Regions from separate parts of the Homo sapiens genome. Here region 2 is linked to region 1. The links are chromatin contacts, found by Hi-C or POLR2A ChIA-PET in ENCODE. All regions are on one chromosome and are shown on one strand. The core of a region is the stretch at or near the end of the contact, and the rest is flanking DNA. Distances in the headings are between cores, read along the strand shown. Region 1 overlaps RNGTT (RNA guanylyltransferase and 5'-phosphatase). Region 2 overlaps RNGTT (RNA guanylyltransferase and 5'-phosphatase).

Region 1 (5,289 bases), core at 1,424-3,923:
TGGTGTCCACACTATATCCCAGATCTGGCCAGTGGGAGCACCTTCAAGTTGGCTCCTGCATCCTTTCGACATACATTGTTTTTGTTGGGTTGGGGATGTACTTTCTTACTTTCTGGCATAAGAAGGTATTCTATGCCTATCCTGCATCCTCCCTACCCGGCTCTAGAATAAGACATTTCTCTGAAGATCTCTGGTTCTTTTTGGTGAGGAATGGTGTTAGACACCAAAATCTTCGTGCTGGATATGCTTATTATTACCAGGGTGCCTCTGCTTATAGGTCCTGTCAGTGGACAGAGCTAGGAAATGAGTTTATGTGTATCACATATTACATACACAAACACAATCATGTATATGTATTCATATACATGCACATACATGTGAACATATATATTCAAATATTTTAAAAATTCTAATCCATCTCACAGAGTTCTTCACTGCCTTCCTCCATTTCATATTTGTATCTTTCTCCTTCCTCACTGAGAACCCTGACTCCCAACATCAGTACCCATTTGCTCAATCCTACAACACTTCTAAAGTAGTTTGGCGTTTCACAACCATAATTACAGCAAAAAACAAACCTAATAAAAAAGGAGTTCAAGATTTGTTTGCAGTTCTTCCCATCTCATCTCTCATGAGGGTCTGCATTCAAATCCTATGTTCCTAAGTTACTTCATTTTCCCCCCCACCAACTTCAATGTGATTCAAAGTAGGAATTTAACTAATATTTAATCTATATAATATCCACCAGGTAACAAGCTTTTTATAACATAAAAGGTAACTTAGAGAAATTGCAATTAATGAAAATATATATTAATTGAGAAAAATCACATAAGCGAAAGGTACTAATGTAAAGAATAGTGTTAAAATGAATATGAAAATTAAATTCCAAAGAATCAAATTATAAAACAAAGGTGATATATACTTCTATTTAGTAAATTAACAAGTAAAAATAAGTAATTTGACTCCAGTGAGGTCATAAGTAGATGTTTTAAAGCCACATGCTCCTTTTCTCCTACTAGTTACTTGTAGACACTTTGATTATGATGTTGGTTTTTGGTAAGCGGCCTGGGAAAGATTTTCTGCTGAATGCAGGAAGGATGAAATAACAGAGGAAACAAGAGTTACTAATACCCAAGAGATAACCAGGCAAAGGAACTGAAAAGAGTTCAGTCACAGCTCCTCCTTGCCTCTCCTAGGCACACTGGAAGTAAAACATAATCAAGAATGTTAACAGTAGTAACCATTCAAAGACTGAAAGCCAACGAAGCATTTGTCTTAAAATATGTTTGGGTGATGAGAATATTTTCAAATAAGAAAGCAGTTACTATGGGTCATTTGCTAAATAATAAAAATAGCTATATTATACATAAAAAAATACAACCAGCTACATACCAAATAGCTTAGTCATTAAGCATACTATAATAATAGTGATTACATTAGTGTTTTATGTCTATTTCTTTAAAATAATTTTTAAATAAAATATAAATGAAAGAATTAAACATTTCATTTTGTGAAAGAGGCAGAGGGTAGAAAACAGAAAAATGCTGCTCAGCAAAGTAGTAAGACTTTTTCCCCCATACTTAATCCTTCCTTATATAAGAACAGTTCTTCAACATTCAGAAAAATATTTTACCACCACAATTTCCTTCTCAAAAAGAGTAACACTAATTCAAATAAGCATGAGAAAACGATTTTTTTTTTTTTTTCCCAGAGATGAGATCTTGCTGTATTGCACAGGCTGGATTCAAACTCCTAGGGCTCAAGCAATCCTCCTGCCTCAGCTTCCAAACCCAGCTCATTCTATTTTTTTTTTTAATGAATTGAAGCAAAAGAAATACACACACACACACACACACACACACACACACACATACACTCTAGTCAGCAGAGTAAAAAGACTTTTCCGATAGGAAGTAAAGGAGACCATGCAGTCAATTCTATATATTCCATTCTGCTTGCTAGGAAGCTAGCATTTCTCAGTTTTAAATGTGCAGACCTTACCTGGTTAACAAACCAGAACCTTCTGGCCAGGCATGTTGGCTCACACCTGTAATCCCAGCACTTTGGGAGGCCGAGGCACGTGGATCACTTGAGGTCAGGAGTTTGCGACCAGCCTGGCCAACACTGTGAAACCCCACCCCTATTAAAATTATAAAAAATCAGCCCAGCATGGTGGCAGGCACCTGTAATCCCAGCTACTCTGGAGGCTGAAGCAGGAGAATCGCTTGAACCCGGGAGGTGGACGGTACAGTGAGCTGAGATTGCACCACTGCACTCCAGCCTGGGCAACAGAGTAAGTCTCTATCTCAAAACAAACAAACAACAACAAAAATACCTAAGCCTCCCAATACAAGTGGGAGGCCAGATCCCCTTAAAGAAGGTATTGCAATACTACTACAACCATGTACAGTACTGTAAATCCACAGTTGGCAAACTATAGTCTACAGGCCACATCTGGCCTCACACCTGTTTTTGTAAATAAAGTTTCACTGTGACACAGTCATGCTCACTCATACACATATTGTCTAGCTTTGATTTAGCACCACAATGGTAGACTTGAGTAGTTGAGATACATAGGCAACAAACCCTAAAATATTGACTATCTGGCCTTTCATAGAAAAAAAGTGCTGACCCTTGCTGTAAATCTTCCAACAGTTTTTCAAAGGATGAGCAGCATTTGCTAAAGTGATTGTTCTGGTAATCCCCGATGGGTAATCCCCTAGTGGTCGTGTCTGTTTAAAGTAAGTGTCTGGTAACCCCCTAGTGGTACGGATGTTCTTTCTTTCAAAAGAAAAATCTAATAAAAAAATTATAATCCAAAAGAAAGAACACCCAGACCACTAGGGGATTACCAGACACTTACTTTAAACAGACACGAATTGCCAGGAACCCAAAATGCCACTGCAGTCCGTAAGTTAAATGGAGAGCTTAGGGTAATCAGGTGATAAATGGATTACTGGCTCAAGTTTAAATCTAAGTGTGACGGTATGTCCACAAATACAACCTGCGGTTATTTTCCAGTTACTGGATGTATAACTGGAAGAGAAATACTTGGAAAACGAATTTCCACATTGGCTGTCTGACCCACGGAATAAGGGTCATTATGCTAGGAAAGGCCAAATAAAAGCCCCTTCAACCAGCCTTCCCTACCAGGGAAATAAACCAAAAGCAGTAACATATCTCCAAGGGAAATACAAAAATTAGTACCACCATCAGAGATTTAGAATGATTTTTGATTATCATAAATTTAATCATGTTAAACCAAGTGCAGCTGCCATTTCAGATGTGCTGTCTTTAACGAAACCAATCAATGTAGCCTCTAAAATCTTATATACAAGTTGGCAAATACTTTTTTCTCTGTACCAATCTGTGGTACTATCAGAAGACATCTGCCTTTGCCTAGAATGACCAATAGTATATCTTGCAGCCACAGCATACTGCTTTTCTGCTCTCTGCCACAGTAGAATCTACAGAGACAGTGGTCTTTTTAAAAAATAGTAAATATATATTTAGTATTTATTATGTAACATGCAGTAGTTTAAAGGACTTACATGTATTATGTCATTAAAGTCCCACACGAGGTAGGCACTATTATCCACATAATGAAGTTACAGAAACACAAGCAACAGAGAGAGAACCTGAGTAAAGAGTGGCAGAGCTTGAATTGAAATCCAGCTGGCATAATATCCAGAGTCTCTTTGCTTAAGAGGATCCACTACAGTCGTCTAAATGAAAGGTATTTTCTTTTTCCTTTTTTTTAAGGAAGGGTCTCACTCTGTCACTCAGGCTGGAGTGCAGTGGCCCCACCACAGCTCACTGTAGCCCCAACCTCCCCAGGCTCAGGTGTTCCTCCCACCTTAGCCTCCAAGTAGCTGGGACTACAGGCATGTGCCATCATGGCCAGCTTTTTTTTTTTTTTTTTTTTTTTTTTGTATTTCTTGTTAGAAATGGGGTTTCACCAGGTTGCCCAGGCTGGTCTCAAACTCCTGGACTCAAGCACTATGCCCACCTCAGACATCTCAAAGTGCTGGGACTACAGGAGTGAGGCACTGTGCCTGGTGGAAGAGTTATTTTGTTTGCGTATTTATCCATGTGTCAGTTGATAAATATTTGGGGTTGTTTCCACCCTTTGGCTATTATGAATAATGCTGATAAGAAGATTTACGTACAAGTTTTGTGTGGGCATATGTTTTCATTTCTCTTGGGTATATACTTGAGAGTGGAATTGCTGAGTCACATGGTAAGTCTATCTTAAACATTTTGAGGAACTATGTAACTGTTTGCCACACTGGCTGCACCAACTTACAATCTCAACATCCATGTGTAAGGACTCCAATTTCTGTCTCTCACTTGTTATCGTCTTTCTAATTTTTTTCAGAGACAGTGGTCACTCTGACACTACACAGAACAAATCACTGATCAACAATGCTGATGATTTTGTACTTATTAAGAGTGATAAAGAGGAAGTATAAAGTTCTTTAGACATCTTGCTAAGACACATGTAAGACAGAAGACATAAAACCCACAAAAATTAAGAGCCCATTGCCTAAGTAAGATTTCTAGGGGTCCAATGGTTGGAAGCCTATCAGGATAGCTTCTCCAAGGTGTCAGAGACAAGTTACTCTACTTGCACTATCAGTGGATACTAAAAAGGACGTTACAAAGATTAACAATCACTGTGGATTTTGAAGCAGTACTCCAACTCATTGACCAAGGAACCTGTTAGGCTACCATTTTTAAGTTGAAATCAGAACAAAAGATGGCTCTGCAGCAAGTTCATGCTATAGTATAAGCTGCTCTGCCACTTGGGCCTTATAACCCAGTATATCAATTGTCTGGAGCCTCTGAATCCTTCCTCCAAGATCTTGTGGCAAGAATGACAGCTGGGCAGCAACTGGCTTCTTATGAACCCTATAAGGCCTCCTCCAATCTTCTAAATTTTAATAATCTACCCTCATTTCTTCATTACCCCAGTTCGCTGCATGGTAGACGCTTCCTGCAGTGCTTGCTTCCTCTGCAAGACTTTTTCATCTCTTCAGTTCTTTCGTAACAGACAATTCTTCAACTAAATTCATTCTGTTAAAATATTTGCTGTGTTTCTGTTTTTAATTAAATCCAAACTGGTATGTCTATTAACATCACACAACTATGTGTGAATGTAAAATCAAACAACAAATGTAGATGCTAGGTCTGAGTTCAACCTCAAAGCTCTAGGAAATCTTGTATCTCAACAGACTAGACCAATTTCTAAAAGATACTATTAGAGATTTTTAGAATACTATTAGCAAC
Region 2 (5,134 bases), core at 477-2,976, 99 kb before region 1:
GAAATTATATCAAGTACTTTCTCAGACCACAGTGGAATAAAATTGAAAATTAACTCCAAAAGGAACCCTCCAAACCATACAAATACATAGAAATTAAATTATCTACTCCTGAATGATCTTTGGGTCAACAATGAAATCAAGATGGAAATTAAAAAGTTCTTTGAATTGAATGATGATAGTGACACAACCTATCAAAACCTCTGGGATACAGCAAAAGCGGTACTAAGAGGAAAGTTCATAGCATTAAACGCCTACATCAAAAAGTCTGAAAGAGCACAAACAGACAATCTAAACTCGCACCCCAAGAAACTAGAGAAACAACAACAAACCAAACCCAAACCCTGCAGAAAAGAAATAACAAAGATCAGAGCAGAACTAAACGAAATTGAAACAAACAAAAAGCAATACAAAAGATAAATAAAACGAAATGCTGGTTCCTTGAAAAGGTTAAAAAAAATTGACAGACCGTTAGTGAGATTAACCAAAAAAGAAGAAAGAGAGAAGAATCAAACAAGCTCAAGTAGAAATGAAATGGGAGATACTACAACTGATACCACAGAAATACAAAAAAATCATTCAATGCTACTATGAATAACTTCAGGCACACAAACTAGAAAACCTAGAGGAGAGGGATAAATTCCTGGAAATATACAACCCTCCTAGATTAAACCAGGAAGAAACAGAAACTCTGAACAGACCAATAACAAGTAGTGAGATTGATATAGTAATAAAAAAAATTGCCAACAAAAAAAGTCCAGGACCAGATGGATTCACAGCTAAATTCTATCACATATTCAAAGAGTTGGTACCAATCCTACTGAAACTATTCCAAAAGATAAAGAGGGAATCCTCCCTAAATCATTCCCTGAAACCATTATTGCCCTAATATTAAAACCAGGGAAGGACATAACAAAAAAGAAAACTATAGACCAATATCTCTGATGAACACAGATGCAAAAAATCCTCAACAAAATACTGTGTAACTGAATCCAACAGCATATTTAAAAGGTAATACATCACTTTCAAGTGGCTTTCATACCAGAGATGCAGGGTTGGTTTAACATATGCAAGTTAATAAATGTGATACACCACATAAACAGAATTAAAAACAAAAACCATATCAATGGATCCAGAAAAAGCATTTGACAAAATCTAGCATTCCTTGTGATTACAACCCTAGGCAAAATCGGCATAGAGGAAACACACCTTTAAGGAAGTAGACCACCTCTCCCATTGTCTCCTATTTCATGAGAAAGCAAAAGGTTAAAAGAAGAAGTGAGATCAATAGCCAGATGGCTTGGTGCCAAGAACCGTGCCTGGTAGTTAAACATCAACTCCTGACCTAACCGCTTGTGGATTCCAGACATTGTATGAGGAAGACTTCTGAAACTTTCTGTTCTGTTCTGCTAGCCCCCATCACTGATGCATGTAGCTCTCAGTCACGTAGCCCCCACTTGCACAATGTATCATGACCCTTTCACATGGACCCCTCAGAGTTGTAAGCCCTTAAAAGGGACAGGAATCTTTACTTTGGGGAGCTCAGATCATGAGATGCGAGTCTACCAATGCTCCCAGCTGATTAAAGCCTCTTCCTTCATAAAACCAGTGTCCGAGAGGTTTTGTCTGCAACCATTCCTGCTACATTTCTTGGTTCCCTGACCTGGAAGCGAGGTGATTAGTGGACAGTTGAGGCAGCCTCTTAGGCGGCTTAGGCCTGCCCTGTGGAGCATCCCTGGGGAGGACTCCGGCGAGCTTAAGCAAAGCAGATCCTGGGAGCACTCTCGCGTAGGCAATTGCCCTGGTCAAATGCCTTGCCACAGCAGTGTGCGGCAGACCCCCGTGGAGAATTAACACAGCGGTTGAACACCGGGAAGGAATCGGCGATTGGAGTCTGGACATCTGGAACATGGTAAGACTGGCCTTGGAACTGGCCCACTCCATCTGAGTGGAAGTGTGGGCTGATCACCCACAGCATGGCTTTCTTGGCACTTTGGTTTTGGTTTTCATTTTGACTAGATTTGAACTGTTTTGGTTTAGATTTCACTATTGACTTTTGGATTTGAACTGTTCTGGCTATGATTTCGGCTCTGACTTGGCTCAAATTGCTTGATGAATGAGTAATTCCTTATCCATACTTTGATTTTAGTGTGAATTGCTTGGTGAGTGAGTGACCTTTTGCCCCTTTTTCCCTTCCCCCTTTGTGGTAAGAGTGTTGTTTTGTCTCCTGAGAGAGGAAAATGTGTAAAATACAAAGTAAGCCTACCCTGTTAGGAACTATGTTAAAGAATTTCAAGAAAGGATTCAATGGGGACTATGGAATTGCTATGACACCTGGAAAGCTTAAGGCTTTATGTGAGATAGACTATCCAGCATTAGAGGTGAGATGGCCATCAGAAGGAAGCCTAGACAGGTCCCTAGTTTCAAAGGTATGGCACAAAGTAACTGATAAATCAGGACACCCAGACCAGTTACCATACATAGATACTTGGTTGCAGCTAGTTTTAGACCCCTCACAGTGGCTAAGAGGACAGGCTGCAGCAGTACTAGTAGCAAAGGGACAGATAGCCAAGGAAAAGTCTTGCTCCACCCGCCGAGGGAAGTCAGCTCCTACGGTTCTGTCCGACCCCACATCAGAGGATGCATGGCAGAAATGGCACCAATGGTGCCCCTCCTTACCAAGAAGAGAGGCTCCCCACATCGAAGCCCACAGCCCCTGAGCCTCTGCAAGGTGTGCACACCCCAAGGCCACCTAAAATAGACAAAAGAGGATATGAAGCTTGGGAGAAACCCCTCCCTTGGCAGCTTGCTTGCAACCTAAAACTGGGACACAAATGCCCCTAAGAGAGCAACGGTATACTGGGGTAAATGAGGAGGGGCATATGGTAGGGGTGCCTTTGTGTACCAACCTTTTACCTCTGCCGATCTCCTCAACTGGAAAAATAACATCCCATCCTATACAGAAAAGCTGCAAGCTCTGATTGACTTGCTCCAAACTATTATCCAAACTCATAACCCCACTTGGGCTGATTGCCACCAGTTGCTCATGTACCTCTTTAACACGGATGAGGGAGGAGAGTGCTCGAGGTAGCAACTAAGTGGCTGGAAGAGCATGTTCCAGCTGATTATCAGAACCCCCAAGAGTATGTGAGGATCCAGCTACCAGGAACTGACCCTTAATAGGATCCAAACGAGACAGAGGGTATGCAAAGGCTAATGCGGTATAGGGAAGCACTCTTAGAAGGGTTGAGGAGAGGAGCCCAAAAGGCCACAAACGTAAACAAGGTCTCCGAGGTTATCCAAGGAAAGCAAGAAAGTCCAGTGCAATTTTATGAGAGACTGTGTGAGGCCTATCGCATGTACACTCCCTTTGACCCAGACAGCCCTGAAAATCAGCGCATGATTAACATGGCCTTAGTTAGTCAAAGCGCAGAGGATATTAGGAGAAAGCTGAAGAAACGGGCTGGGTTTGCAGGTATGAATACGTCGCCAATTACTGGAAATAGCCAACCAAGTGTTTGTAAATACAGATGCAGCAAGCCGCAGAGAGAGCCGCAAAGAAGGTGAATGCCAACCCGGTGAAATGCTGACCTACTAGCTGCAGCTATTAGAGGGGTCCCCCTGAAAGGACAAGGGAATGGGGGCTCCAGGAAAAATACCCAGTCTGACCGTCCACGCTTGCAACGTAACCAGTGCGCCTATTGTAAAGAGACAGGACATTGGAAAGATAAGTGCCCTCAGCTGAAAGAAAAGCAAGGTGGTTCAGAGCAAAAGACCCCAGACAAGGACGAAGGAGCCTTGTTCAATCTGGCTGAGGGGTTATTGGACCGAAGGGGACCAGGCTCACGTGCCCCCAAGGAGCCCATGGTCAGAATGACAGTTGGGGGCAAGGACATTAAGTTTCTGGTCAATACTGGTGCTGAACATTCAGTAGTGACCACCCCGGTCGCCCCCTTGTCTAAAAAGGCTATTGATATAATTGGAGCAACAGGAGTTTTGACAAAGCAGGCTTTCTGTTTGCCCCGGACCTGCTCGGTGGGGGGACATGAAGTGATTCACCAGTTCCTGTACATCCCTGACTGCCCCTTGCCTTTGTTAGGAAGGGACCTGCTTAGCAAGCTGAGAGCTATCTTCCTTTACCAAGCAAGGCTCTTTACAACTGAAGTTGCCTGGAACAGGAGTTATCATGGCCCTGACAGTTCCCCGAGAGGAAGAGTAGCGACTCTTCCTAACCAAACCAGGCAAAGAGATAGGGCCAGCTCTGGCCCAGTGGTGGCCAAAAGTATGCGCAGAAGACAACCCTCCTGGATTGGCAGTCAATCAAGCTCCTGTACTCAGGGAAGTTAAGCCAGAGGCCCAGCCAGTCAGGCAAAACCAGTATCCAGTCCCCAGAGAAGCCCTGGAAGGTATCCAGGTTCATCTTAAGCACCTGAGGACTTTTGGAATTATAGTGCCTTGTCAGTCTCCATGGAACACCCCCCTCCTACCTGTTCCCAAGCCAGGGACCAAGGACTACAGGCCAGTACAGGACTTGCGATTGGTCAATCAAGCCACAGTGACTTTCCATCCAACAGTACCTAACCCGTACACATTGTTGGGGTTATTGCCAGCTAAGGACAGCTGGTTCACCTGCCTAGACCTGAAGGACGCCTTCTTTAGCATCAGATTAGCTCCAGAGAGCCAGAAACTGTTTGCCTTTCAGTGGGAGGATCCGGGGTCAGGTGTCACCACTCATTACACTTGGACCCGGCTTCCCCAGGGGTTCAAGAACTTCCCCCACCATCTTTGGGGAGGCACTGGCTCGAGACCTCCAAAAGTTTCCTGCCAGAGACCTAGGCTGCGTGTTGTTCCAGTACATCGACAACCTCCTGCTGGGACGCCCCATGGCAGTCGGGTGCGTCAAAGGAACAGACGCCCTGCTTCAGCACCTGGAGGACTATGGGTATAAGGTGTCCAAGAAGAAAGCTCAGATCTGCAGACAGCAGGTACGCTACCTGGGATTTACTATCCGACAGCGGGAGTGCAGCCTAGGATCAGAAAGAAAGCAGGTCATTTGCAACCTACTGGAGCCTAAGACCAGAAGGCAGTTGAGAGAATTATTAGGAGCTGTGGGGTTCTGCAGGTTATGGATCCCAAA

What was found. A loop is a pair of places that touch in the nucleus more often than their neighbours do. ChIA-PET counts read pairs that join two places held with the same protein, here RNA polymerase II (POLR2A). Pooled maps may share reads with other maps.
Region 2: a map with no recorded cell type shows a loop between it and region 1 (4-fold over the local background). The contact joins two enhancer-like sites. A Hi-C loop is called at or near these places in 1 of 168 maps with a recorded cell type or tissue (GM12878), 23 of 37 single-sample maps with no recorded cell type and 6 of 50 pooled maps. POLR2A ChIA-PET finds 5 or more read pairs at or near these places in 2 of 52 experiments (GM12878 and Panc1).

What each region holds. Positions count from the first base shown.
Region 1 is chr6:88,759,183-88,764,471 of GRCh38, forward strand. All of the region lies in intron 13 of RNGTT (RNA guanylyltransferase and 5'-phosphatase), which reads right to left. Among named protein-coding and RNA genes, the nearest start is that of RNGTT, 200 kb to the right of the region's middle. Within about 2 kb of position 2,674, at least 3 of the 41 ENCODE cell types and tissues checked have a DNase peak (open chromatin) inside an H3K27ac peak, as active enhancers do; they include GM12878, where a contact is called at or near this core.
Region 2 is chr6:88,660,950-88,666,083 of GRCh38, forward strand. The region is part of intron 14 of RNGTT (RNA guanylyltransferase and 5'-phosphatase); the gene reads right to left. Among named protein-coding and RNA genes, the nearest start is that of RNGTT, 300 kb to the right of the region's middle. Within about 2 kb of position 1,727, at least 2 of the 41 ENCODE cell types and tissues checked have a DNase peak (open chromatin) inside an H3K27ac peak, as active enhancers do; they include GM12878, where a contact is called at or near this core.